Regions from separate parts of the Homo sapiens genome. Here region 2 is linked to region 1. The links are chromatin loops, found by intact Hi-C in ENCODE. Cell type or tissue: dorsolateral prefrontal cortex. All regions are shown on one strand.

The links. Peaks named below come from ENCODE experiments on the same cell type or tissue, not always from the same donor. Only the 100,000 strongest peaks of a DNase experiment are listed, where the experiment ranks them.
Region 2: it touches region 1 in a loop (5-fold over the local background); 4 of 110 quality-filtered maps call a loop at or near these places.

Annotation. Positions count from the first base shown.
Region 1 is chr1:14,254,690-14,262,689 of GRCh38, forward strand. It overlaps LOC107985467 (a long non-coding RNA gene), which reads left to right. Exons shown (of 3, transcript XR_001737611.2): 3 at 1-973. It also overlaps a transcript of KAZN not described here. Among named protein-coding and RNA genes, the nearest start is that of KAZN-AS1, 160 kb to the right of the region's middle. RefSeq lists an enhancer at 4,623-5,122. In dorsolateral prefrontal cortex, no CTCF peak of the experiment used is centred here; a DNase peak (open chromatin) is centred at 4,562; H3K4me3 peaks cover 297 bases; H3K27ac peaks cover 6,569 bases.
Region 2 is chr1:14,410,466-14,418,465 of GRCh38, forward strand. All of the region lies in intron 1 of KAZN-AS1 (KAZN antisense RNA 1), which reads right to left. It also overlaps a transcript of KAZN not described here. Among named protein-coding and RNA genes, the nearest start is that of KAZN-AS1, 5.5 kb to the right of the region's middle. In dorsolateral prefrontal cortex, no CTCF peak of the experiment used is centred here; a DNase peak (open chromatin) is centred at 3,580; H3K4me3 peaks cover 616 bases; H3K27ac peaks cover 2,467 bases.

The DNA of each region.
Region 1 (8,000 bases):
TACCTGAGACTGGGTAATTTATTTAAAAAAAAAAAGGTTTAATTGGCTTACGTTTCTGCAGGCTGCACAGGTATGACACCAACATCTACTGAGCTTCTGCGGGAAGCCTCAGGAAGCTTACAAGCATGGCAGAAGTTGAAAGGAGAAGCCAGGCTGGACACGGTGGCTCATGCCTGTAATCCCAGCACTTTGGGAGGCTGAGGCGGGTGGATCAGGAGGTCAGGAGTTCGAGACCAGCCTGACCAACATGGTGAAACCCCGTCTCTACTAAAAATACAAAAATTAGCCAGGTGTGGTGGCATGTGCCTGTAATCCCACCTACTCAGGAGGCTGAGGCAGGAGAATTGCTTGAACCGGGAGGCAGAGGTTGCAGTGAGCTGAGATTGCGCCACTGCACTCCAGTCTGGGCAACAGACCAAGACTCTGTCTCAAAAAAAAAAAAAAAAAAAAAGAAGAAGAAGAAGAAGAAAGGGGAGAAGAGGAGAAACCAGTGTCTCAAATAGTGAGAGAGGGAGTTGGGGGGCGGGTTGCCACACTTTTAAACAACCAGATCTCATGAAAACTCACTCACTATTGGGAGGATAGCACCAAGCCACAAGGGATCCATCCCTATCACCCAAACACCTCCACTAGGCCCTACCTCCCTCATTGGGGATTATAATTCAACATGAGATTTGGCAGGGACATATATTCAAACTAATCAAATGTGTTTCATGATCTTTTTTTAGATATATATTTTTATGTGTGTAGTCAAATATAGTCAGCCCAGCAAGACGGAGGCTCACAGAAACGGAGTTTCATAAAGGAATGGCATCTTCAGTTCTGTCGTCCAGTACTGGGTTTATGCATATTGAATGGAATTATGGGAAGAATGACTTGCACCAATCAGAATGTTCCATCCATCTACTGGTCTATGTCATAGTTTTATACAACTGACATCAGCCAAAATAAAAGTTGCACGGTGTGACTTCCACAATGGTCATGGGTGCAGTACTTACAACCTGTCTGACACTGGGCTAACCCCTTTACAAGTGTGACATCGTTTTATCTTCTAAAGAACCCAGTGACTGAGGTAGTATCATTATGTCCATTTTATAGATGAGTATTTTAAATCACTGTGAGATTAAATAATGTGTTTGGGTAAGTGGTGAGCAAAGTAACAATTTGAACCAAGGACTGGCTGCCTCCAAAGTGTGCACTGCTGTGTTATGCTGCCTGGTGAGTCATCCCTGGTAACCCACTCTAGGCAAGAAAATGGTTAGAACTGAGCTAAACCCAGAAAGGAAGTTTGATTTCCCTTTTCTTTTGTAAATTGGAGACTCTCTGTCGCAGCTTCTCTCCCTCCTAAGTGTCTGCTTTCAACAAGTCCTAAATAAAATGATTGTTACTCTTTAGATTTAGTTCCCAGAGCTGCTTTTTTGCTAATATCAAAACCTATTACTAAGTTCTTTTCCTAATCCTTCTATGCTGTTAACTCAGGAAAGATGAGCTCTCCAAACCTGTATTTCCCGGTGCGTTGGAGTTGCTGAGATTCTTGCAAATGGTATTGCAACTCACCCTGGTGCTTTCTTCTGTCCTCAAAGATGAGCCAAGTGTCTCTGGCCACACAATATTTAATATGCACACTGTTAGCAGAAATTAGACACCCCATATTACCCACCCCCGCAACTTCTACATTATGAAGTAATGGTCTTACTGAAATTCAAAGGAGAGAAGGAGAGAGGGAAAGGAAGGAAAGAAGGAAGGGAGAAAGTGAGGCAGAGGGGAAAGGAGTAGGAAGGAGAAAGGGAAGGAAGAGAGGGAAGGAGACAGAGAGAGGAAAGGAGGGAGGGAGGCAAGAGAGTACCCTGTTATTCACCTGTCCCCTGAGGTCTTTATTTAGAACATTCTAGAAAAAAATGGCAGAGGAAATTGCATTGGCTTTCCAGTTGGGTCTTCTCGGAGCCCATCCCTTCTTGGCTGTGTGATTGTGGCAACTGATTTAGGTTTCCCGAGCCTCAGTTCTGTCATATGTAAGGGGCAAAAATAACAGCATTTCACCCTAAAGAATTGTCAGCAGGATTAAATGGGATAACATATTTAATCAATATGGCACAGGATAGTAAACCTAAATTTACTCTCCCCATGAAGGGCTTTAGGGGTCTTTTCTACTCATGCCTATTGTGAATTTCTCATTCAGTTGCAAGATCTGTAAAGGCATCGATGATGCGTTCTATTTCTTTAGGAAGTGTTCCTCTCCCACTCCTGCCCCAAATGGCACACTCAGTCCTTGCTTGATTCCCACAATATGACAAAATAAGCATGTTTGACTGACTGATCCTCTGCTCAGAGGCTGTAACAATGTTTAATTACCCTTTTAATCAGAAAGTTCATCCTTATCTCTTAGGTCCCTTCTGCTATAATTTATCCTTATTTTTGCCTGTTCAGCCCTGGATGTAGTGTATGTCCTTATTTTTAAAGGCATCATTGAAAAGAAGGGGGAAGGGATGATATCTCATAGTGGTTTTGATTTGCATTTCTCTGATGGCCAGTGATGATGAGCATTTCTTCATGTGTTTTTTGGCTGCATAAATGTCTTCTTTTGAGAAGTGTCTGTTCATGTCCTTCGCCCACTTTTTGATGGGGTTGTTTGTTTTTTTCTTGTAAATTTGTTTGAGTTCATTGTAGATTCTGGATATTAGCCCTTTGTCAGATGAGTAGGTTGCGAAAATTTTCTCCCATGTTGTAGGTTGCCTGTTCACTCTAATGGTAGTTTCTTTTGCTGTGCAGAAGCTCTTTAGTTTAATTAGATCCCATTTGTCAATTTTGTCTTTTGTTGCCATTGCTTTTGGTGTTCTGGACATGAAGTCCTTGCCCATGCCTATGTCCTGAATGGTAATGCCTAGGTTTTCTTCTAGGGTTTTTATGGTTTTAGGTCTAACGTTTAAATCTTTAATCCATCTTGAATTGATTTTTGTATAAGATGTAAGGAAGGGATCCAGTTTCAGCTTTCTACATATGGCTAGCCAGTTTTCCCAGCACCATATTCTCACTCATAGGTGGGAATTGAACAATGAGATCCCATGGACACAGGAAGGGGAATATCACACTCTGGGGACTGTGGTGGGGTCGGGGGAGGGGGGAGGGATAGCATTGGGAGATATACCTAATGCTAGATGACACGTTAGTGGGTGCAGCGCACCAGCATGGCACATGTATACATATGTAACTAACCTGCACAATGTGCACATGTACCCTAAAACTTAGAGTATAATAAAAAAAAAAAACATTAAAAAAAAAAAAAGAGAAAAAAAAAAAAGAAAAGAAGGGGGAAGGGTAAGAATGGGGGAAAAATTAGACAATTTGATAGAAGCTCAGGCATTTATATGAAGTGCAAGAGACTGAACGGATGAAGAGAGAGAGGAGAGCCTGAGACCCTTCATCACGGTAGATCACAATGAACCCTCCACCGTCCCAAAACTGTCCCAAAACTGTCCCAAAACTGTATTTTGGGAAACATTTCAAGATTCTTTCTTTCTTTCTTTCTTTCTTTTTTTTTTTTTTTGAGACAGAGTCTTTCTCTTTGACCCAGGCTGGAGTGCAGTGGTGCAATCTTGGCTCACTGCAAGCTCTGCCTCCCGGGTTCACACCATTCTCCTGCCTCAGCCTCCCGAGTAGCTGGGACTACAAGTGCCCGCCACCACGCCTGGCTAAATTTTGTATTTTTTTTTTTTTTTTTGTATTTTTAGTAGACCACGGGGTTTCACCGTGTTAGCCAGGATGGTCTCGATCTCCTGACCTCGTGATCCACCTGCCTCGGCCTCCCAAAGTGCTGGGATTACAGGCGTGAGCCACTGCGCCTAAAAAAACACAGAGTTCAACTATAATTCTGGAAGAAAAGCTTCTTTTGCTATTCGTTTAATCTAGAATCTATACCAGGGAGAACCAAATGCATTGGCGAGTTAAGCTGCTTTGCTTCAGAATATTAAATTCATTTCTCAAATGTTTGACTTCATGTCAGTGGTGAGTTTGTCATCAGACCAGGCTGTGTTTAAGTCCCAGCTCTGCCTGCTACCTGTCTGTCAAGCCTCTGTGCAAGTTGCTTTTGTTCTTAGAATCTCACCTGGAATGCAGGTGACTACAACCTCGCAGGAATATGTAGAGATTAAATGATTTAATAGAAGTAAGAGAAGCTCACCTTGCTGTCTCCATGGTAAATGGTCAACACACGTTTATTGCATTGGCATCTCAATTTTGCAAAGTCCAAACAAAAGCAAAATGCAGAGTAGCTCCAAATTTGGAGGGATGGAAAGAGGAGAGGTAATCACGGGGCTGGGCGTCAGGTAGAGAGACTCAAAGGTCTGTCAGGTTATTGACATGTCCAACGAGCTGCGGGACAGATGAACAAAGGCACACTTTCAACTCGGAGTTGAAGTCACAAAGGCCGATGGTTTCTGCTTGGAGATGAGTGAAAGGTGGCTCACGTGGCTAGGCAGCATGCATGCCGGGCCCTCCTGGCTCCGCACTTGGTGTCGGATTCAGAGAGTATGCTGGGAGCACGTGTGCAACTCCACTGGGACAGTTTGTTCCAGATGTGCACAGCTGCGAGCCTCTGAGGGCTGAGGGCCAGGGCTTTCTGTAGGAAGTATATTGTGCTCCTTTCCCTTCCCCAATGGAGCTGACGGAGGCTTGCACAAGCTCCTGCTGTGCCGAGCTGGGACGGCGGCCATGGCACAGAGACAAGCACGTGATGTACCCAGGCGCTCCAAACATCAGCACCAAGACCTCCTTTTTAACAGTCCAACCCTCTGAGGCACGCCTTTGCCTTTCAGTCTTAGGAACATCCCAGCCTCACCCCCCAAGTGGCCTGGCAAGACCTCCGTCCATCACATTGGCCTGGCTGTGGTTCAGGAATCATCTGAAAGAGGCACATTCGTTGTGTTAGCCTGAGGTTCATCACCATTTCCAGAGGAGATGCTAGTAACCCCGGACATGAGACAAACTGCTTCCTTTGATGCATCCTCCTGTCTGGTTAGGAAATGGCAGAGGTAGGAATCTTTGATGCAGGGCTAGACACACAGCAGCTGCAGGGCCTTCAGAAGGCTTTGGAAAAACTAGAAGGTTTTCTCAATGACTTCATCCCACTTTACTTTGTGACAGTGACTTTGGGTGACCTTGTGCCTTTTGACTGGGTCCAGGAAATACCAGAGCTGCAGAGATATTGATCACTCTCCCCTTGAACATATAAATGGGCTGTTACCAAAGTGCAAGGTTTTATTAAAGCACAACGCAAGCGGATTTTTCTTTTGAAAATGGAACGGGGTTGTGGACTCTTTTATTCCCATTTATTTTCTGAGTTGGCTGTTATCACCGTTTTCAATTTCTACACTCCTGAAGTCGGTCTTCCTTGTGTCTTGACAAAAATTTCACGACCTCTTCCCCTTTCATTGTTTCCCCTATTTATTTATTCACTCAACAAATGTTTACTGAGGTCCTGTGATATGCCAGGCACTTTTCTAGATACCAAGGAGACAGCAGTGAGCAAAACAGACAGATATCCCTGCCCTCGTGGAACTGATATTCTAGTGTAGGAGGCACACGATAAACAAAAGAAACAAGTAAAACCTGCGGAATGTCCGATGGGGTAAGTGCTTGGAGAACAGGAAGACTTACAAGGGAGGGAGGATGGTCTGGACATTTGAGCAGAGGTTTGAAAGGGTGAAGTAACCACCCAGAGAGCACTGCAGATGGAGAGAACAGCAGGTGCAAAGGCCCTGGGACAGAGCATTTCGATGACCCGCATGGCTGGAGCAGGGTGAGCCCATGGGGACAATAGGAGAGAAGTCAGATAGGGGGATGTAGAGTTAGGTCCAAGGTTACAGCTGGATGGAGACATCATTAACTACGATCCACCTGAAAGACAGCCTGAGCCTGGAAATAGCTCCATTCTTTGTGAGCAATGCCACAAAGTCGTGAGTAAAGGACACGGGCCCGGCTGGCAGGCACCAGGCTGCTCAGCTGTGCACATTCCCACATCAAATTCTGTAGCAGTTCCTATTTGCCAGGCACTGTTTCTGCACTATGTATATAGTCGCTAATTTAACCCTCACCACACACTTGTCAGATGGGTACTGTTACTGCCCCATTTTCCAGATGAGGCTCAAAGCGGTTAAGTCGCCGTCACAGGTTTCACAGCTGGTAAAGTGAGGAGTTGGAATTGAAATGAGGCAGACGGCCTCCAGGGTGCATGCTCCCACTCATGGAGCCACATCTGCCTCCCTTGCTAACACGACAATGATACCTGTAGTAATACATACTCTTTACATGTGAACACACACAGCATGCTGTTATGTATAGTATGGGCTCTGATTTTAATACATGTCTTAGGAAGACAGAAGTTAAGACGGCAACTATTTGCAAGAAGTTGTGGAACTATTCAAAGGATCAGTTCTAAAGCTGTTTAAAAAAGTAGGGTGGGGAATTGGACTTCTTGGGTTCAAATCCTGGCTCAGCCCCTTACTATTGTGAGATCTTAGACAAGGAATCTTGCTGGTCTGAGACTCAGTTACTGCAGCTGTAAAACAGAGATAGACAAGTAGGTATTTCATGAAGATGCATTAAGGATAAATGAAATCATGTATCTCAAAGTCCTGGCACAGAGGAATAAATCAGGAAATTTCAGCTCTGATCATCGCCATCAATTTATGATTATTATTGTTGTAATCTAAAGTTTCCAGGACTCGGGTTAAGATACGCTGGGTCCTCAGGATGGAGCTGAATGGTCCCCGGGGGCCAGATCAGATTTCTGATCATGAGTGTGTTTGCCTAGCTATTGATTTTCTGCGTGGCCTTTTACCAAGTTGCTGCTTTACCTGCCTTTGTGCTCATTCTCCACCGACGAGGCACTTAACCCTTCCAGAAGGATGTGAGGAGGCGGAAAAATCGTTTGTAAAATCATGCTGACATTTGGGGGTGGAAGGTGCTGAGGAACTGTGAGGCAGAGTGTTTCCCTTCCAATCACCCTCCCAGTCCGATTGGTATTCATCTTGGAAAGGTCACTCTCTTGGCTTAAGAGTTTCCTGTGACACTCGAGCTGCAGCTTAAACGAATTGTTCCTGAAGTCTGTCTTGCGGTACTTGTCACTTCAGTCTTTCTCCTTGCTTCTGGAATTCAGTGGGGAAATTGCAAGGGCTCCATCTCAACTCCTGCTGTTAAGCTGAAGGAGGTCATCCGAGACCCACTTTACCTAAATGCCGTGGTCCCCAAATGGTGGTGGACAGATGACCACTGGCATACATCATGCTTTTAGGGGACACATAGAAGAACCCTGAGATTTTAATAGTCATGTATGTATTTAATCTATGTTGGAGAAATATAACTAGCATATCAAACCAATGATGCAAATTTTTAGAATTAAATTTGTATATGAAAAATAAAAGTGAGTTGTTTTTGAATATTAAGAAGTCTGGGTATGATGACTCACCCCTGTAATCCCAGCACTTTGGGAAGCTGAGACAGGAGGATTGCTTGAGCCCAGGAGTTTGAGACGAGCCCTAGCAATATAACAAGACTCTGTATCTATTAAAAATAAAAATTTAAAAAGAATATTAAGCAGACCATATAAGTGGTACATAGCTATGGCAGAAACCCCTCCTTGTGGCTCTTAGATGACTAAAATTGGTAAAAGCACATTCTGTAGATAACCTATGTGGAAACTTTTAAAAGCCGTAATTGCCAAAGCTGTAATTGCCAATAGCTTTGGCAATTGCCGCTTTTAAAAGTTTATAACTTTCTACATGTTGCTGGTCATGTTAGCCACTTCACCTCTACTTACTTTGCTGACTAAATTCTACGCTAGAGCCTTGTTTTAGCTCTCACATTCCACACTGTGGAATTCAGTAGCTTAAGATGGGTCACCTGCCTTGAACACTGTCCGATGTCATTTAATACTGGAAGGACCCCCATGATAAAACCACTTTAAATCTCTGTTCAAAAACCTTGTTAAGCCCTCTGTTCAAATT
Region 2 (8,000 bases), 160 kb after region 1:
CTGGGAATTTTCAGAATTTAGATGACGGACATGCATAGTAGATTGAATCATGGCCACCCAAAGACAGCAAGTTCTAATCCCTAGGACAGTTAAATGTTGCCTGATAGGAAAAAGGACCTTCACAGATGTGAAAAAGTTAATGATCTTGAGATGGAATTCATATCCTGGATTACCCAGGCAGGCCCTGAATACAATCAGAACTGTCCTTATGAGAGGGAAGTAGGGGAGATTTCATACAGACACACACAGAAGAGAAGGGCAATGTGAAAGAGAACCCTGGAGAGATTTGAAGATGCTGGCCTTGGAGATGAGAGTGGTGTGGCCAATAACCAAAAGATGCCAGCGGCCACCAGAACCCGAAAGAGGCCAGGCATGGATTCTCCTCCAGAGCCTCCGGAGGGAGCACATGGCCCTGCCAACATCTTGATATTAACCCCAGGACACTGATTGTGGACTTCTGGCCTCCAGAACTGGAAGAGAATAAATTTCTGTTGTTTAAGCCGCCAAGTTTCTGGTGATTTGTTTCAGCATCCCTAGGAAACGAACACAACATATATGGATAGATTGAGAATGAACATCAAGTTACAGGAAAGATAAATTAAAATAAATCTACAACTAGGCACACTCCAGTGAAACGGGAGAATGCCAAATACAGAAGAATGACCTTGAAAGCAACCGGAAAAGGTACAGAGGGCAATGACCAGAATGACAGTATGTTTTTCAAAACTTTAATGTAGCCCAGAAGACAATGGATAATATCTTTAAATTGCTTACAGAAACAAATTATCATTCAAGAGTGAGGATAAAATGAAGTCATTTTCAGGCAGGCAAGGCCGAATTTCTTTTTGAGACCGAGTCTCGCTCTGTCACCCAGGCTGGAGTGCAGTGGCGTGATCACAGCTCAGTGTAACCTCCGTCTCCCTAGTTCAAGCAGTTCCCCTGCCTCAACCTCCCGAGTAGCTGTAATTACAGGCATGCACCATCACACCCAGCTAATTTTTGTATTTTTTAATAGAGATGGGGTTTTGCCATGTTGGCCAGGCTGGTCTTGAACTCCTTACCTCAAATGATCTGCCTGCCTGCCTTGGCCTCCCAAAGTGCTGGGATTACAGGCGTGAGCCACCGCGCTCCCCTGGCAAGACTAAATTTCCCATTAATAGAAGCTTGCTGAAAGAGCTGCTTCTAAAAGTTACATGCACTTCAGAAAGAAGGACTAAAACCCAGAAAGACACAGTGAGGTACAGGAAGAAATATTAAGTAATGAAATGAAAAAAACATGTGATTCAACAGAAAATCAAGCATCAAATGTGAGCTGGAACCATAAAAAAGGTGAAATGAAAATACCAGACAGTAATAACACGTAACATAAAAAGAAAGTCTATGAGTTAAAAAGTTCTGGTCTTTGTATTCAGAAGCAGAGGTACTGATTAATTTTAAATTGTATAAAGTAAAATAGACACAATTAGAGAAATTTGAAATGACAGACTGTCATTCTGGTCATTGCCCCCTGTACTTCTTCTGGTTGCTTTCAAGGTTGTTTTTCTGTATTCGGCATTCTCCCGTTTCACTGGAGTGTGCCTAATTGTAGATTTATTTTTATTTCTCTTTCCTGTAACTTGATGTTCATTCTCAGGGGGTCATAGGAAAGAGGAGGAAAGTGTACAAAGAAAAGACGTGACAAACAGCAAGTGCAAATTAAGATGGGCAAAATAAACCTCAATGCATCAGGGCATAAATCTAAGTATATCAAGTATCATAAAAATGTAAACAAATGAATCCCACTGTTTAAAACACAGAAGCTCTAATGAGTAAACAAGATCTATATGCTCTATGCTTTTATAAGAACAACCAAAATAAAAGTACTCACATATAGAAGAATTAGGAGAAAAAACCCCAAACTTTCACTACTTACAAAGTTATCTGCATAGAAAACTCAAAGAATTGACATACAAACTGATAAAACTGAGAACTCAGCAGTTTTGCTGAGAACAAGCTCAAGTATACAAAAATCAATTGTATACATTAGCTAAAAAAATTAGCAAGTAGTTCTAAAAAGATACTATATGCACTAGCAATAAAAACTTAAAGGTGTCTAGGAATAAACTTTTATGGAGAAATGTATGAAACTTTATTAAAATACATAAAAGAAGAGGAAAAAATCTAGAGAAAGGAAGGGCTGGGTGATAGCTCCTGTTCATTAGTGAAAAGAATCAATATTATAAAATGAAAATCCCCCTAAACCAGTCTATAAAGTTAATATAATTTTTATCAAGAATAGAATTATAATAAAATAATTTTTCATGGAAGTTATATATGCAAAAGCAAAGACACAAAATAATTTTTAAAAAGAACAATATGGGGAGGGGATTTTCTGCCTGGATATCAAGATATCATAAAATTGTAGTCATGAAGACACTGTGATATGGACTCAGAAATAAATCAACTGACTGAAATAGGATGCTCAGATTTAATCCTATATATAATACATAAATATATAAAATGTATAAATATATAAAATATAAAAACACATATATAAATATATATAATAAGTTATTTGTATTTATATATTACATAGGATTAAATCTGAGCATTCTACTTTGGGTCATTGATCCATTTGTTTATATATAATATATTACATATATATGAACTTAATCTATGATAGTAGATTAGATACCTACTAGATAGAGATTAGATATCTATTAGATAGAGGTGACATCATAAATTAGTGAGAAAAAGATGGACTGACAATAAGTAGTACTGGGGTTGCCATTTTTCCATACGGAAAATAATTAAATTAGACCTTTACCTCAATACAGAAAGAGAGAAACCTTTAAAATGCATTTGGCCAGGCACTGTGGCTCACGCCTGTAATCCCAGCACTTTGAGAGGCTGAGGCGGGCGGATCACGAGGTCAGGAGATCGAGACCATCCTGGCTAACACAGTGAAACCCCCTCTCTACTAAAAATACAAAAAATTAGCCGGGCGTGGTGGCGGGTGCCTGTAGTCCCAGTTACTCGGGAGGCTGAGGCAGGAGAATGGCGTGAAACCGGAGGCGGAGCTTGCAGTGAGCCGAGATCGCGCCACTGCACTCCAGCCTGGGCAACAGTGTGAAACTCCGTCTCAAAAGAAAAAAAAAAAAAAAAAAAAAAAAAACGCATTTAAGAGAAAATATAGGAAGACTACCTTTATGACCTCTTGGTAGAGAATTGCTTTTGGAAACACAAATGACAAAGAAAATATGGTAATCTGAAGACATTAAAATTAAAATCATCTAGAAAACAAAAGCTACTGCAAACAAAGTAAAATGCAAATCACAGAGTGAGACTAGATACATTTTAAAAATTAGCATCTGGAATATACAAAAGTTATATCCACAATTCAGTGAGAACATGACTCAATAAAATGGAAGGTAAAGGGTATACATTGAAAGGTCACAAAAGACAAAATACGAATGGCTTCTAAGCATATAAAAAATGTTTGACCTCATTAGTAATCAGGGAAGTGCAAAGTAAAACAAGGAGATCTTTTCATTCCGATCATGCCTGGCAGGAACCTTCTCCCCAGATGCTACAGGCAGGAAGCCAAGGTGGAGAAATGTCCAAGGCCCATAACATGCTTTGCACTAGATGGGCAAAAATTAAAAATGACAACATCAAGAGTTGGTGAGGATGTAGAGACATAGGAATTCTTACACCCTGTCCATGGAAGAGCATGGTTTAATTTACAGCGGAATTTGGCAATATTTAGTAACACTAGAGATGTTCATGTTCTAGTTTTCAGCATTTCCATTTCTAAGAATATACGGAAAAGACTCCCACGAGTTCCCAAAGTAACTGGTAAAGCCAAAGAGTATTTACTGCAGCACTATTTGTCATAGGAAAAAAAAAAAAAAAAAAACCTTTTATAGTGGTGGGGGAGAGGAAGGAGCCAAGAATCCACTAACCAAAAAATAAATGAGTAACTTGTAGTGTACTCACATAATGTCATACAACAGTTAAAATGATTGAACCAGGACCACATGCATCAACATGGATGAAACTGTAGAAACATAATGCTTAGCAAAAAATAAGTTTCAGAATGATTTATTCAGCATGATGCCAATGTAGTAAGTTTGAAGAAATGTAAAACAATCTTGCATGCACATACCGTGTGTGTGTGTGTGTATGTGTGTGTGTGTTATACGTATGTAGCAAAAATAGAAAACCATACATAGGGATGATAAACATCAATCCCTCTGGGAGAGTTGGAGGAGAATAAGATCAAGAAGGAACACAGAGGCCAGGAGCAGTGGCTCACTCCTGTAATCCCAGCATTTTGGGAGGCCGAGGATGATGGATCACCTGAGGTCAGGAGTTCGAGACCAGCCTAACCAATATGGTGAAACCCCGTCTCTACTAAAAAATACAAAAGTTAGCCAGGTATGGTGGTGCACACCTGTAGCCCCAGCTACTTGGGAGGCTGAGACAAGAGAATTGCTTGAACCCAGGAGGTAGAAGTTGTAGTGAGCCAAGATCACACCACTGCACTCCAGCCTGGGCGATACAGTGAGACTGCATCTCAAAATAAATAAATACGTACGTACATACATACAAAAAAGGAACACAGAGGGAGCTTCAATTGTATCTACAAAACTTTAATCCTATTAAGCAAGTAAGTAAAGCAATTAGACATCGTGTTGAAATGTAGCAAGGTCGATGATGGATCTAGTGTCAGCTACATTATTCTCATTATTTTCCTTGTCTGCCTGAAATATTTCATTATAAAATATTTTTTTAATTAGTAAAAGTAAATACAATCCAGAGGCTGTAGTATTAATCCGGACAATATGTAGATTAGGCTCACTAGGATTAGGGAAGAGGTTGAAGATGGAGAAGTAGACAGAACCATTATATATTTTGGAGGTAAAATTGAGGGTTTGGGTAAATTTGCTGTCTCAGATGTAACAGGTATGATAGATGGGGCCACTGTCCTGTCCCTATTCTGTGGACCTTTTTGGGTGCTCCAGCTGATTTCCAACAAACAGTGTCTCATGACTGGGCTGAGGGTTCTTCCCCAGTCCTCGACCCCCACCCACTGAAGTCTGTGCTGCCCCCAGGTGGTAGACCAGACCTGCTAAGGAATGCAGCCATCAACCAGTGGCCGTTAAGAATGAGTATGTGAATACCCCAGCTCCCTCGCCTCTGGACTGGGATCATGCAGAGGCTTGTGCTGTGTTGTGCAGTTTCCTATGGCATTCAGCAACCCATGGCAGCAGGTGTAGTAGTAAGTAGGACATTTTGCCTTCCCTTCCCTTCCCTGACTCCCTTCCCTACTTCCCTACCAGTATTAGCCCCGCTTCCCCCAAAGAACCCCTTGTGCTTGTGTTGTTGTCTTGGATCAGCTTCTGGAAAAAATGTACTTGAAAGCAGAAGGCGTGCTTCCCAAGCATGGCCACCCAGCACCTCCATGATGTCACTTTCAGTCTGGCAAAGGGATGAGAAAAAAGACAAACTCCAGGGGCTGTAGTCAGGTGAATGGGGAGACACCACATGCAGGAGATGGAAAATGCAGCTGAGGGGCGGAGGCAAAAATGGGCTGCTGAAGAGTTTGCAGAAAAAAGGCACTGCTCTCCTGCTTCATGAACTTAAGTGAAATTCCGAGGAGCAATGGGCAGCTGCAATTTTTTTGGCTCTGGGGCTGTAGTAGCATTTGCAGCAGTGCCTCATTCAGGGATTCCCTGGACAGAATTAGGAGCTAAGCACCCCCTGATTATGTGTCACCTTACATCTAACTCTAGGGGACCATCATTTATATGCATTCACATTCTAGACATGTCTACAGAACAGGACTTGGCACTGATGGATTGTTTGGGTATAAAATATTACGGAATGTCACTAGAGAGTGACTTCTTGATACAGAATCAAGTAACAGTTGGGTTTCTGCAAAGTGACATTTCAGCAGTAAATTAGAGAACATTTGCCTTGATAGTAATATAAAAAATGAGTTGGTGGCTGGATGCAGTGGCTCATGCCTATAATTCTAGCACTTTGATAGGCCAAGGCAGGCAGATCACCTGAGGTCAGGCGTTCAAGACAAGCCTGGTCAACATGGTGAAAGCCCATCTCTAATAAAACTACAAAAATTAGCCGGGCATGGTGGTGGGCACCTGTAATCCCAGCTACTCAGGAGCCTAAGGCAGGAGAATTGCTTGAACCCAGGAGACAGAGGTTGCAGTGAGCTGAGATCACGCCACTGCACTCCAGCCTGGGTGACAGAACAAGACTCTGTCTCAAAGAAAAAAAAATAATTGCTTAAAATTTTAATTTTATTATATATAAGCAAAAAGGGAAAAAAAACCCAGCTGCATGTGGTGGTGGCCCATGCTTGTAATTCCAGCACTTTAGGAGGCTGAGGCAGGAAGATCACTTGAGATCAGGAGTTTAAGACCAGCCTGGGCAACATAACGAAACCCTATTCTGCCTATATATGTGTGTGAGCGTGTATATGTGTATGTGTGTATACATATGTATATATGTGTATATATATGTGTGTATGTATATATATGTACACACACACACACACACACACACACACACGTTAACCAGGTGTAGTGGCATGTGCCTGTGGTCCCAGCTACTCAGGAGGCTGAGGTGGGAGAATAGCTCGAACCTGGGAGGGAGAGGTTGCAGTGACCCAAGATTGCACCTGGGCAACAGAGCCAGACTCTGTCTCAAAATAAAAAAAAAAAAAGGAAAAAACAAAGAAAAACAATAATCCTAGGTACTTTCTGCATGTTATTATTCCATTGATGAAATCACACTTCACCATTAAGAAGGGCAATTTTTAAAACGCTAAATCCATTGCACCAGGCTACTGAGTGAACCCAATTGTTATCGAGAGCAAAAGTGTTACAGTGAGGTTCTTCGCCATTTCTCTGGCGGCTGATTTGGAAGGAAAGATACTTAATTTGACTTCACCTTCACAGAAAGGTGAACTAAGAAGCCTATAAGGAAACCAATTTCAGCTGCTCAGTCTACAATGTATTTGTCCAGTGCCATGGAGTCAATGAAACACATCAGCTCAAATGACAATCACTGAAGTGAGACTGGGATATTGGCCCCTCCTGGCTGGTTGGAGTCAAACCAGAGAAACAGGTGGCTACTGTACGCACAGGCTGTACAAGGAGACCCTAGGAAAGAACAGCCTTGGTCTTTGGGGCCATCAGAAAAAGACTGTCATCTGAAATTAAACCACAAGAAACCTACATCGGGCCGGGTGTGGTGGCTCACCCCTGTTATCCCAGGACTTTGGGAGGCCAAAGCAGGCAGATTCCGAGGTCAGGAGATCAAGACCATCCTGGCTAACATGGTGAAACCCCATCCCTACTAAAAATAGAAAAAATTAGCCGGGCGTGGTGGCAGGCGCCTGTAGTCCCAGCTACTCGGTAGGCCGAGGCAGGAGAATGGCGTGAACCCGGGAAGCAGAGCATGCAGTGAGCAGAAATCACACCACTGCACTCCAGGCTGGGCGACAGAGTGAGACTGCCTCAAAAAAAAAAAAAAAAAAAAAAAAAAAAAAAAAAAAAAAAAAAAAAAAAAACCTACATCGAAAGATTTGCCATCTCTAGACATGTCCCCTCCCAGGAGATGATCCATACAGAGTTACCAGTGGAACCACGGCATATCCTGTGGGTCCAATGGAGGCAAGAATTTCTAAGAATAAGAACCTTAGATCTTACTAAAGGTAGTGTTGATGAGATATTAGGAGCTCAAATTCAGGAAGATCTGAGTTCAGATTTTTAACTCCACAAGTTCCTAACTATATGACCCTGGCAGGCTATCTAACCTCTCTGAGTGTCCATTTCCTCCCCAGGAAAGTCTCAAGCCATGCCGGCTTGCTGTGATCAGTAAAGGAGATAATATGCATAAAGTAGTTTGCACTGTGCCTGGCACATAGGAAGCACTCAGGAAACAGTGGCCACTACTTTTATTATTACTGTCAGCATGTAACCAATGGAAAT